2 separate regions of the Homo sapiens genome follow, and region 1 is linked to region 2. The links are chromatin contacts, found by Hi-C or POLR2A ChIA-PET in ENCODE. All regions are on one chromosome and are shown on one strand. Each heading gives the region's core, a stretch centred on a gene start or an enhancer-like site at or near the end of the contact. The rest is flanking DNA. Distances are from core to core; before and after follow the strand shown. Region 1 overlaps GALNT16 (polypeptide N-acetylgalactosaminyltransferase 16). Region 2 overlaps EXD2 (exonuclease 3'-5' domain containing 2).

Region 1 (5,500 bases), core at 2,802-5,301, 75 kb after region 2:
AAACCAGACTCGCGGTTAGCCTTCCTGGGAACGGGGTCAGAGGAGATAGCCTTTAAGGTCCCTCGTAGTTCCAAGATCCTGTGATTAGCCCCTCACCATCATGAGTTTGTACAAAGCAGCGGCTCTCAACTTGGTAGCACATTGGAACTGCCTGGAGAGCTTTAAAAACATCTGATGCTTTTGTCCCACCTCCAGAGATTCTGGTTTAGTTGGTCTTGGGTATGGCCTGGACATCAGGCTTTTTGCCATCTTCCCACGTGATTCTAATGTGTGGCCAAGGTTGAGAACTACTGACAAAAAGGCAGACAACGTATATAATAATAGTTAATAACAATTCGTTAGTTAATAATAATAATCACAATTTATGTGCCAGGCACTGTGCAAAGCACATTATATGCATTGCATTCTTGATAATTTCCATTTTCCAGATGAAGAAGAAACATGTTCAGAAAGGGAAGTGACTTTCCAAGGCCAGAGAGCAGTAAGAACTGCCATTCTATACCAGAGCCATGAGAGTTCAAAGCCCTGGCCAGTCACTTCTATAATTGCCACTTTTGAGGCAATGTGCAGCAGAAGATGGGGACATGTCTGGAGCAGACTCCTGAGGGACCCTTGATACTCCACTCAGGCCTCCCCTGTACCCAACCTGAGGTTCCTGGCCCTGTGCAACCTGCAGCACCTTGTCTGGTTGGATGAGACCACTGGCAGCCCAGTGGGGTTGGCTACTTCCTGAGGCAGGCTCAGGGAGGCCCTGTGGAACCCTCCTTTTCATTTGGAAGAGTTGGAACCTGAGACCTTGAGCTCAGAGATGTCGAATTATGTGCTTAGCTTCCCAGCTCTCATAATGAATGGCAGTCTTTCAACTTGGGACAGAGAATCAGGTAAGATTTTACTCCCAGGGGAGTGGGGAGTGGTTGGAAATCACATTTTATTCACCAGGTGTTTTTGGTTTATAGCAGACTCAGGAAAAAAGTCAGGGGCCATCCATAAAATAGGGCCAGAGCCTTTTTACTTGCAGTTTCATTGAAATTTAGTGAAAGGTAAACCCAGCAGGTACCTGTTTTACTGGCAGTAAAAGAAAATTGGGCAACAATTATTTAAAATGAGTCAGAGCTGTTTAAATCTAAAATTTAGGGGTATGTGTATGTTTTAAAAGAAAGTTTACAAGGCTTGGAGATTTGGACTGAACTGTTTTTGATGAAAATGACATGGAAAATATTTTCCTTTCTTATTTTAAACCTTCTTCTTTGCTGTTTGTTTCCTAAATTTAGCAGGAAGCAATAAGCAAATCTAGCTGGAAAAAAAAACTGAAGCAAGTTAGGGAAGTTTCAAGGTCTAATCGAAATGATAGACTGAAAATAAAGCTGTCCAAGGTGAGACAGTAATTCTTCCCATTTTATAGAAAAAAGTCATTATTTCAACTTAAACCATTTCAGATGTGATTGACCTATTGGACACGGAAGTGCTGGATTTGGCACTCCCTAAAAGTACAAAGACTGGGGAGGGAGGCAACTGTCTAAACATCAGCCAAGAACTCTCAGCAGGAGGCTGGAAGGATGTGGGAGGCTCGTCAGCCTGTCACTCACCATCTCCCCAACCTTCCTTCCTCACCATGGCAACACCAGGGCTTCTGGAGCCATGGTCCAGATGGAACCCCCAGTCTCAAAGCCTGAACACCGCCCTGCCTGCTGGGGAAGGCTGGGAATGCCCCACCCAACTCTAGACTTAAGCCACTGGCCAAATGCCAAAGACGGGCCTGATATTTTGGAATGGAGTGTTGACACCAGTGACTGTCATTGTTGTCAGTGACTCACTTGTTGGGTTTTGGGTTTGACTTTGTTTTTTACTTGTGGAGAATGATTTTCTATTTATTGGAAGAACTGCAGGACTGATATCTCTGAACTTTTGGTCACTAGAGAAGAACACCCAACTCAAATCAGTTTTTAAAAAAAAAAATATGTAGGTAGGTAGGTAGATAGATACTTTACATCTCTTGGTTCTGATTGTTTCTTCTTGGTTCATTTTTCAGACAAGGTTTCTCCATGTGATGGACAAGAAGATTCTCATTTTGCACGCTTGGCAGTGCTGGCAAAAAAAAAAGTTCATTGTATAGAAAAGTCTCAGGGAAGATTCTGATTGGCCCAGATCAAATCAAATGACCATTCCTGAACCAATCACTGTGTCTAGAGGTGCAGTAATGAGATTGGCCTAGCCAGGGTCTTGTGCTCACCCTTGTGGTGGTGCTTGGGGTGTTGGTGGGACAGGGGACAGTGAATGACAGTCCTGCCAGAAGCCTATGAGTGGGGAAGAAGATCTCCAAGACAGGCAAACTACCATACGCCGGCTTGGTCCACCTCAGTCTCAAGTATTGTATTTGGCCAAGGGTGCAGGGATGGTGGGGAAAGGAGGAAGGAGAGGCTTGAGATTACACATGTATTCAGTAGCTATTGTTTTTGAGTGCCTACAATCACCAAGGTTTTTCTCTGGGCTTTGGGATTCAGCATGAGACAAAACAGAAAACCCCTGCCCTAGTGAAGCTTATAATCTTGTGGGGAGAGGTAGCCAAAACCCTAAAATAAATAAGTAAAGCACATATAGACTGTGAGATTGCAATGAGTGCCTTAGGAGAAGCAAAACACTGCAGGAGGGCAGGGAATGAGAGGGTCGGGTTGGGGTCACAGAGTTACATGTGGTGGTTGGGGAAGGCTCACAGAGGAGGTGAGGTTTGAGCAGCGTCCTGCAGGAGGTTTGAGCAGGGCCCTGCAGGCCCTACACAGAGGAGCCTTCCACAGAAAGAGAGTGTGGCTGGAGCAGAGCAAGTAAGGGGCAGCAGTGGAAGCAAGTTCAGCAAGGTGACACCTGCCCAGAGAGCGCCTCAGGCCATTGTGAGCTTGGGGGCTTGTAGTCTGTGAGGGGGGGGGGCACTGAAGGTCACGTGATGTATCACAGGGTCCCATTTGTTTGCTGTTTTCTCTCCATTTGATTATAGGTCCTTTGAGAGCAGGGACAATATTTAGGTATTCATTCATTTACTTATCTATTCCTTGATTCAGCAACCACCTGTTGAGTACCTACTGTGTGCCAGGTGCAGGGAGCCCCATGAGGAAGAGCTCACCATCTAGTGGAAAAGAAAGAGAAGTAAAGCACAAATGTCAGTGTCATGTGACATGTGCCCCTGCTTGACATAAGAATTCCACCAACAACCCAAAATACTTTCACTACCCCCTCCAGAGAGGGCAGCCAAGCTAGTCCCATCTAGTGGCTCCAAGCCCAGGATCTCCAGTCTCTTGAGCTGGTCCAGATATAGCTCCTCATGGTCCTGCAGCCAAGTGCCAAATGATGCATTTACTCCCTCGCCAATACACTTAGTGAGCAACATGGATGGAATGCAGGCTAGCAGCAGCACAGTTCCCCTTTAGAAGAGGGGAGGAGGGAAACAGCATCCACTGGTCACACGACATCTGCAGACTCCTGCTCCAGTGGGAGTCAGGGTGGGGTGAGGTTCTGTGGTCAGTTCTCCAGCTCCGCTCTGAGCTTGGGGTTGGCGGTTTCTTCTTTCTGATCCTCCATGGCCAAGCCTGGCATGGGATGGGGCATGAAAGGGACCAGATGCTTGGATTCCTGTTCTAGGGGTTATGTTGCCTTTTGTTTATTTCCACATTCCCAGCCTCTTACCCAGTGTATGTACATAGTAGGTTTTCACTCAGTATTTGCTGAGTTAATACCAGTGTTGTTAAGTACACTGCCTATGAATACACAGGGCAGACATTGAATCAGGCTATGGAGCATGGGAGGGCATCAAAGACGATTTTGTGAATTCATGACTTGGGTGGAACTGCTCATCTCGGCAACAGGGAATGCAGGAGAAGCAGCAGCTTTGGGATAAGTGGGGAATTTGTTTTGAGATGCCAAGTTAGGGGCACCCGTGGGACATTCAAAGACCTGAAGTCTCAAGATCAAAGAATGGGGCTAAAGGCAAAAGGAGGAGTTCAAGAGCTGGAAGGAAATGATTATGATCTGGGCATGGGAACTGGGGTTACATATCGGAAGTAGAACGGCTCTGGGTGGTGACCGGGGCGAGGCCAGAGAGAGCTGAGGAGAGAGGAAGTGAAAGCCCTTCAGAGGTCATGGAATTGTGGCCAGGAGCCACAACCTACCCTTCCTCAGGATCCCCTTCACTTCACTGGCTCAGGGCCAACTGACATTTCAGCTCCAACCCCAAGGAACAGCAGGGTCATCCTGAAAGGAGAGCTAAGGCCTCTGGGCCTGTTGTTTCCATGACACCTGTCTCACAGGTGAAGAGTCAAACCCCAAACCCTGATACCACCTGGAGCGGGGTTGGACCACCCAGAGAGTATGGCTTGTGGAAGGGAACAGCAGACTTTACTTTTCCCAATAGCATCTTTGAGGATGTGTAACTCAATTTCGAGGCCTTGGGAGGAACCTCTCTAGAGAGCCTGGGCCTGAGCAGACATTCTTCCCCAACAGTCTCCATGGCCCTGAGGAAGCCTTGAATGAAGTGGGGAAGGCAGCAGGCTGGGGCAGGGGGAACTATCTCAGAAACCTTACTTCTGCTTCCTGGCACATAGGAGGCGCTTGGTGGAGCTTTGTTGAATGAATGCATGCATGAATGGATGAGTGAATGCAAGCATTCATAAACAAATGAATGCATGTTTAGGTGATTCAGAAGGGTGCCCCAGTGCCTGGTAGATGGGTGACTGTCAGTCAATGTTCACTGGGCAATGAATGAGTGTGGGATGAGGACTCAGAGGTTTCCTGAGCCCACAGAGTGGCCGTAAGTCCTAAATAAACAAACATGGCTATTTCCCACAGCTGACCTGGAGGATAACGAAGTGCATACTCTCCCTTTGGGAGCTTCAGCAAATCATCCCTCTGCAGTTTTTCTTTAATTTTAGCTCCTTTGCCATCAACTGGAGGCTCCGTTCCATTTCCCTGACCTAGAGCTAAGAGGGCATCCATCGCTCTCCCAGGTGGGAAGGACAAAAAGAATCACTCTCCCTTTCAGAGTTGGATGGCTTGGATCCTTCTGGCGATCCAGGGCCCAAGCCAGAACATTCCTTTTGTCCCTCTCTCCCTCCTTCCTTCCTTCCATCTTCCGTCTTTCCTGAAATGGATTTTGAGTTCACTGGGGGCTCCGCCACATCTGTTCAGTCTCTGGCATGGCACCACCTCAGTGTTCCACACAGCAGCCACAGCAGTGTTACCATCATGAGCATCTGTGTCTAGCATGGGGTGGGCCCAGTGGACACGAGGACATCTCCCTCACTGTTCTGCCCTCAGGGAACCTCCAACTGGCTCCTAGGACAGGAGGCAACCCTAGAAGGTAGTATCGCTACAGAGTGGCAGCAGTTCAGGAGATCAGAGCTCCCCGGACCCTGGGCATGCCTGTCCAGTGAGGTCGGGGGCTAGGCTCTCAGGGGAACATAGAGGCCCTGAGCTGCTGGTGACAGTCCCAGTGTCATTCCACACAGCGATCCAC
Region 2 (5,257 bases), core at 2,032-4,531:
TTACAGATACTGCAAATATTTATTGAACAGTTATTTATAGATATACTATATCTTGCAGCAAACCAGCTAATAAACTTCACATAAATTGCCTTAATTGTTTCTCATGACAACCCGACAAAGTAGGATTTAGATTTCTTACTGGTTAACTGCTACTATATCTTAAATTTAAAAAATCTTTCAGGGTTTTAAAAGAATTATAGAATTTTATCCCCATAACTATTTTGTGAGGTTGTAGAATAGATGTTGTTTTGTAAGTAGCTGGGATTACAAGTGTGTGCCACCACACACGGCTAATTTTTGTATTTTTAGTAGAGGCAGGGTTTCACCTCGTTGGTCAGGCTGGTCTCGAACTCCTGACCTCAAGTGATCCTCCTGCTTTGGCCTCCCAAAGTGCTGGGATTACAGGCATGAGCCACCACGCCCAGCTGCCAATATGTTTTCTAAAGCAGCTAAACCTCCCCTTTCGGCCACAGACTTTTCTAACAAATTCATCTTGCTGAATTGGGTAGATGAATGCTGGACTTGTGACTGAGAAGAACAGTTGTTTGGAGACAGGCAAGTTAGTGGGAAGCGCATGAGCTAAATATTAATAATAAAGTGTCTGCAGATACCCAGAGACGCCAACACTGCTGGGGTGGCGGGTGTCTTGGGAGGGAGGATTGAACATGGGGTATGGATGTAGGGAGAGGAGAGTGTGTGTGGGCAGGGTGCTTCCTTGAGGAAGGTCATCTTTATTCACAGGAGGTGAAAGCACCATTCACACAGCATCGGAGCAGTTTTTTAAGGACTCTGCTTAGTTAGGAAGGAGGGAGGCATTCATCTTCTCATTTAATGGCACCATTTGCACAACTGAGCAACCATGGAAGCATTTCACTGTGACCGAAACACTTCTCACCACTGTGGCTTGGCATCTTTTTGTGAGAAAAAAGGCTCTAAAGAAATATGCTACCTTGCATTTGACATTCAGTTATTAAATTGTGTTGTGAAAAAGTGTAACATGCGGGCCGATTTAACAGCCTCATATAAATACTGTGTCCCAGAATGAACAACTTAAAAGAGGGGTGAACTGGTCACTGGGTAATCCTGGAAGAAATGGAAGACCAGCATTCTTCATCCATTATCAGCTGGATGGTAGTGCCCCTCTCGTGGGAGCTGAACATTATGAAGTGGCCTTCCTGTCAGTAGAGCTCAGAACCCTCAAATACCTTCTGTTGGGATTGCGAGTCGTATGTTCAGACTATAAAAAGGGCAGAGATAAGAAAGAGGATGTTTCGAAAACACCAAAGTAACTAACCCTTTAGGAGTCCTTCAACCTCCCCAGTTACCCTTGGCGCGCAGCATTTGAAGCTGTCTGTGAGGCCATCCTGCGCTTGTTTCCCTCAGACACTTTGTTTTTCATGTTTTGGCAGAATCTCCAATGAAAACTATGTTCCTCACGGGCTGAAGGTGGTGCAGTGTCACAGCCAGGGTGGCCTGCGCTCCCTCATGCAGCTGGAGAGCCGCTGGCGTCAGCACTTCCTGGACTCCATGCAGCCCAAGCACCTGCCCCAGCAGTGGTCAGTGGACCACAACCATCAGAAGCTGCTCCGGAAATTCGGGGAAGATCTTCCCATCCAGCTGTCTTGATAGCTGCTTTCCTCCCAGTTAGGACAAGTGGGAAGCTGGAGCCAAGGTTGAAGAGTCACCTCTTCCCATTTTAGTACATCATTAATTGTCAAAGCCTGTGTGACACAACTCAGAATACTAACCTAGACTAATCCCAGGATGCTTCTGCTGGAGCAAAGATATTGTTTGAAGGAGAGTTTATGGTTTTGGATTTTAAACGGGCAGGGTCTTTTTTCCTCTCATTTTTGTGGACAAGAGAGGCCTTCGCCTTTATTTTTACTCTCCCTCTTCTGCTGTCCCTGTGCAGAGGAAAAATGAAGAATTCTCCCAGAAGTGACTTGTCAAGACTTAAAAAAAATGTTTTTAATGCATTTCTTCCTTGTCTAGTGCCTCGGTTTATCTCTAACAGGGGCTGTCCAGTATATCGGTCCTGTTAGGAGGGGAGAAAAAGTTCTTCCAAAGGCTGGAGAAGTGAACAAGGAGTCAAATTTATTTTCCCAATTCAACTTCATAATTATCATTTCTTTGGCTTCATGCTCTCCCGTAACTCATGTGGTTGGGATCCATCCCATCTGGGTCACTTCAGTCTACTTCACGTACTTGAAAAGGCTTTCCTTTACACTTCCAGGACCAAACAGCAACTTCCTGCCACACACTTCCACCCTATCACTGGGAGAAATCCTTTTCTGGACATGAGCCTTTGACCTGGGTGGGGCAGAAAGAACCACAAACTCCATCTCCCAATAGAACTTTGAAATTCACTCAGCTTTTCCTTTCATGCTGTTTGTTGCCTGCTTGTTGCACTCCTCCTGCCCCAGAACTGCAAGATTTTTAGCTTCACCCCTTTCTGAGAGTAATGTTATCTTTTATCAGAATCAGTATCAGTTCCCCTGTATTCTGTGCTTCATCGAATTTGCAAGACTGACCTCTTTTAAGCATTTAATTCACTCCCAGAGTCATCTGGTCAGGTTGCAATATGAGGACTTCTCTGTCTCCTCTGAAGCCTGGGACACTGAGCTTACTTAATACATTAGATGTTCAAAAGAGGAGCGTTGTTTCATCTTTCAAAATGTTAGGCCATTACTTTGAGTATAAAATCGACTTATTAATGATTAGTAATTTTTCTAAAGTATTGGGAAAACTTTCTTATTTTATAAGATCTTAACAAGCTTAAAAAAGAATTTTATGACCAGAATCCAACAAGAGCTCTATTTTGGAATTGTGCCCAAGTTGGTGATGTTTACTCTAAAATTAATAATAAAACTACTTGTAAGCACAAGGCTCACTGGATGTAAATGTAAAACTTCGCGACTTTATAAAACTGGCATTCCTAGGGGAGGGGCTATTTATCCTACAGGTCCCTGCCTCCTGGCAGTGCCATGGTATGTGTGCATGGATATACCAGACACAGTCACCATCGGCCATCAGTAGCAGCCCATGAACCCACGTGCACATCCTGCATCTTGCTCTTCTGACCCTTCATTCCCACTTGTCTTCAGGCAGGCATTTCTGGGATCTAAACTAGAAATCCTTGAAAACAAATAGTACCAGCCACTTTGAGGAATGTGCATTCACTGTAGTGGGTTATTATGGGGTCTCTGCCTCCTGGCTGTGTTATGCGGAGCCCAGGAGTGGAGGAGAGCCGTGGAAATAGACAGGGAGAGGCTGGTACTTGGGTTGTGGTAATAGTCAGGCTTGCCACAAGAGGGCACTCATAGATTTGTTTTTATATTCATTCTTGAGAAAAAAGCAACTGGTTACTGAACGTAACTCATGACTTATGTTTCAAATTTTGCATAGCTGATTTTAAGTCATTTTGATAGCTTTGCAAGAAAAATTTTTCCTTTGAAACAAGGGAGTAGGGCTGTTTCATTTTCTTTCCTTCTAATCCTCATGCCAAGAGGTGAGAAACACTTAAGGTCATTTAAGGTGCTAGGGAAAGGGTTTTCCCATGGAGCTTTCTGTGAGGCGCAGTAAAATAGAGCCAGCAGCAAAGTAGAGGAAAAAGCCAGACTGCGTCACACAAGATTTCTCATCCTTTTCAGGAGAGAGTCACTGTGTAGATTTGAATCTTTTTTCTTTGAGTCTGCTTTGAACTTTAGCAGGCTTTTCCTAAGACTGACAATTGTCGTCTTAAATCAGAGATTTGAGGGTAGACTTATTTTATGGCAAATGTCTATTTTTCTGATATAAAAGTAACAATGCTCATTACAGAAGAATCTAAACAAAGAATAAAAATTAGCCATCTTCTCTCCATCTAAAACAGAGCTAAACTTTGCTGATATGTTTATGAATTTCCTTTCAGTATTAAAAAGTGCATATAAGGTGTATATTTACACAAAATTGAAGGTCATACATAGATACAGGTTGGTATCCTAACTTTACCCTCTCACTGATTAACATGGTATCACGAGTAACTTCCTATGTTTTTAAATCTTTGAAAATAGATTTCTAGTGGTTCTACCTTATCCATCCCCACACTGTTGAAAATTTTGGTTGTTTCAGATACTTTTATTATCAATGATGATGTGATAAAGTTTCTTGTATATATCTCTTTGGCTCTATCTTTGGTAATTTCTTAAGAATGGAATCTTAGAATTGGACTGTGAAGAGGGGGATTCACATTGCTGGGGCTAAGTACAAATTGACATCACCTTTTAGGAATGAAATGCTTCTCTTTGACCCTTTAGCTCCAGTGTCCCAGCATAGTCACTGGGCTTCATAGGAGTAGCAGTGAGAGGACAGTGTCACAGCAAGGGCCTCTCTGCATGCTCCCTGATCATTGTGTTTGCAGGTTCAGCATTTCTTCTTGAGTCCTTCCCTTCTTCCAACCTTATTGCCTCATTTCCCCCTTGTAGTCAATGTTTTTTGGAAACACTGTTTATTTTAAAATAAAAATGTAAAAAAAAGGTAAAAAAATAAAATTTTAAATTTTAAAATATAGGCTGTAGGCAGATGTTTTTTCCCTGCTACACAAACAATTAGTGATTTGCCATCCCAAAGTGAATGAGGCACAATATTCAGGGATTTGTTACGGCTTACGCTTAAGAGCACAGCCATAAGTTACTTATTCTTATCCATGTCACGGATAGAGATCAGATGACAAAATGTGTTCTGTTGAAATAAAGCCATTTTAATCATGCATTTTAGACTCTTAAGAATCCAGCAGGCAGAAAGAGGTTTTGTTCACCTTCCTATTCGCCTATTAGTTTGGGGCCCTAACATTTGACTGTAAGTTAAGTTCTTAGTTTACCCTGCCTCTCAATTTTTCATTCATTTATTTATCCTTTCTTCCTTTTTTTCCCCTTCCTTATGTCTCAGCCTTATAAGAAGTATCATTTTTTCTTTTAAAGGAGATATTTTCTCAGTTTGCTAGTTTACTAATTATTATGTATTTTAAATGGATCTTTCTTTCTGGTCTTTTATGTTTCCTATTATAAGATGGTTATTTTTTGAGAGTACCTAATCCCCTTAGGGATACACTGAGAATCAGTTTCTGTTGGAAGAGATAAACTAAAAGAGGGTATAAGAATGATTCTTGTTTTGATTAACTGTTGATTGATATGAATAACATAAAAATAATACATAATCTCCCCAGTACTTTTTTTTTTTTTTTTTTTTTGACATGGTCTCACTCCAGACTGGAGTGCAG

What was found. Hi-C counts contacts between places; a loop is a spot of excess contacts on that map. ChIA-PET counts read pairs that join two places held with the same protein, here RNA polymerase II (POLR2A). Pooled maps may share reads with other maps.
Region 1: a loop to region 2 is called in a pooled map, with 2.2 times the contacts of the local background. The contact joins two enhancer-like sites. A Hi-C loop is called at or near these places in 1 of 168 maps with a recorded cell type or tissue (endothelial cell of hepatic sinusoid) and 1 of 50 pooled maps. POLR2A ChIA-PET finds 5 or more read pairs at or near these places in 4 of 52 experiments (GM12878, PC-9, WTC11 and 1 more).

The regions. Positions count from the first base shown.
Region 1 is chr14:69,313,865-69,319,364 of GRCh38, forward strand. The region is part of intron 1 of GALNT16 (polypeptide N-acetylgalactosaminyltransferase 16); the gene reads left to right. Among named protein-coding and RNA genes, the nearest start is that of GALNT16-AS1, 56 kb to the left of the region's middle. Within about 2 kb of position 4,052, at least 13 of the 41 ENCODE cell types and tissues checked have a DNase peak (open chromatin) inside an H3K27ac peak, as active enhancers do.
Region 2 is chr14:69,239,475-69,244,731 of GRCh38, forward strand. EXD2 (exonuclease 3'-5' domain containing 2) reads left to right here. Exons shown (of 10, transcript NM_001193360.2): 10 at 1,410-4,544. The coding sequence ends at 1,626. The region is part of intron 2 of GALNT16-AS1 (GALNT16 and EXD2 antisense RNA 1); the gene reads right to left. Among named protein-coding and RNA genes, the nearest start is that of GALNT16, 18 kb to the right of the region's middle. Within about 2 kb of position 3,282, at least 4 of the 41 ENCODE cell types and tissues checked have a DNase peak (open chromatin) inside an H3K27ac peak, as active enhancers do.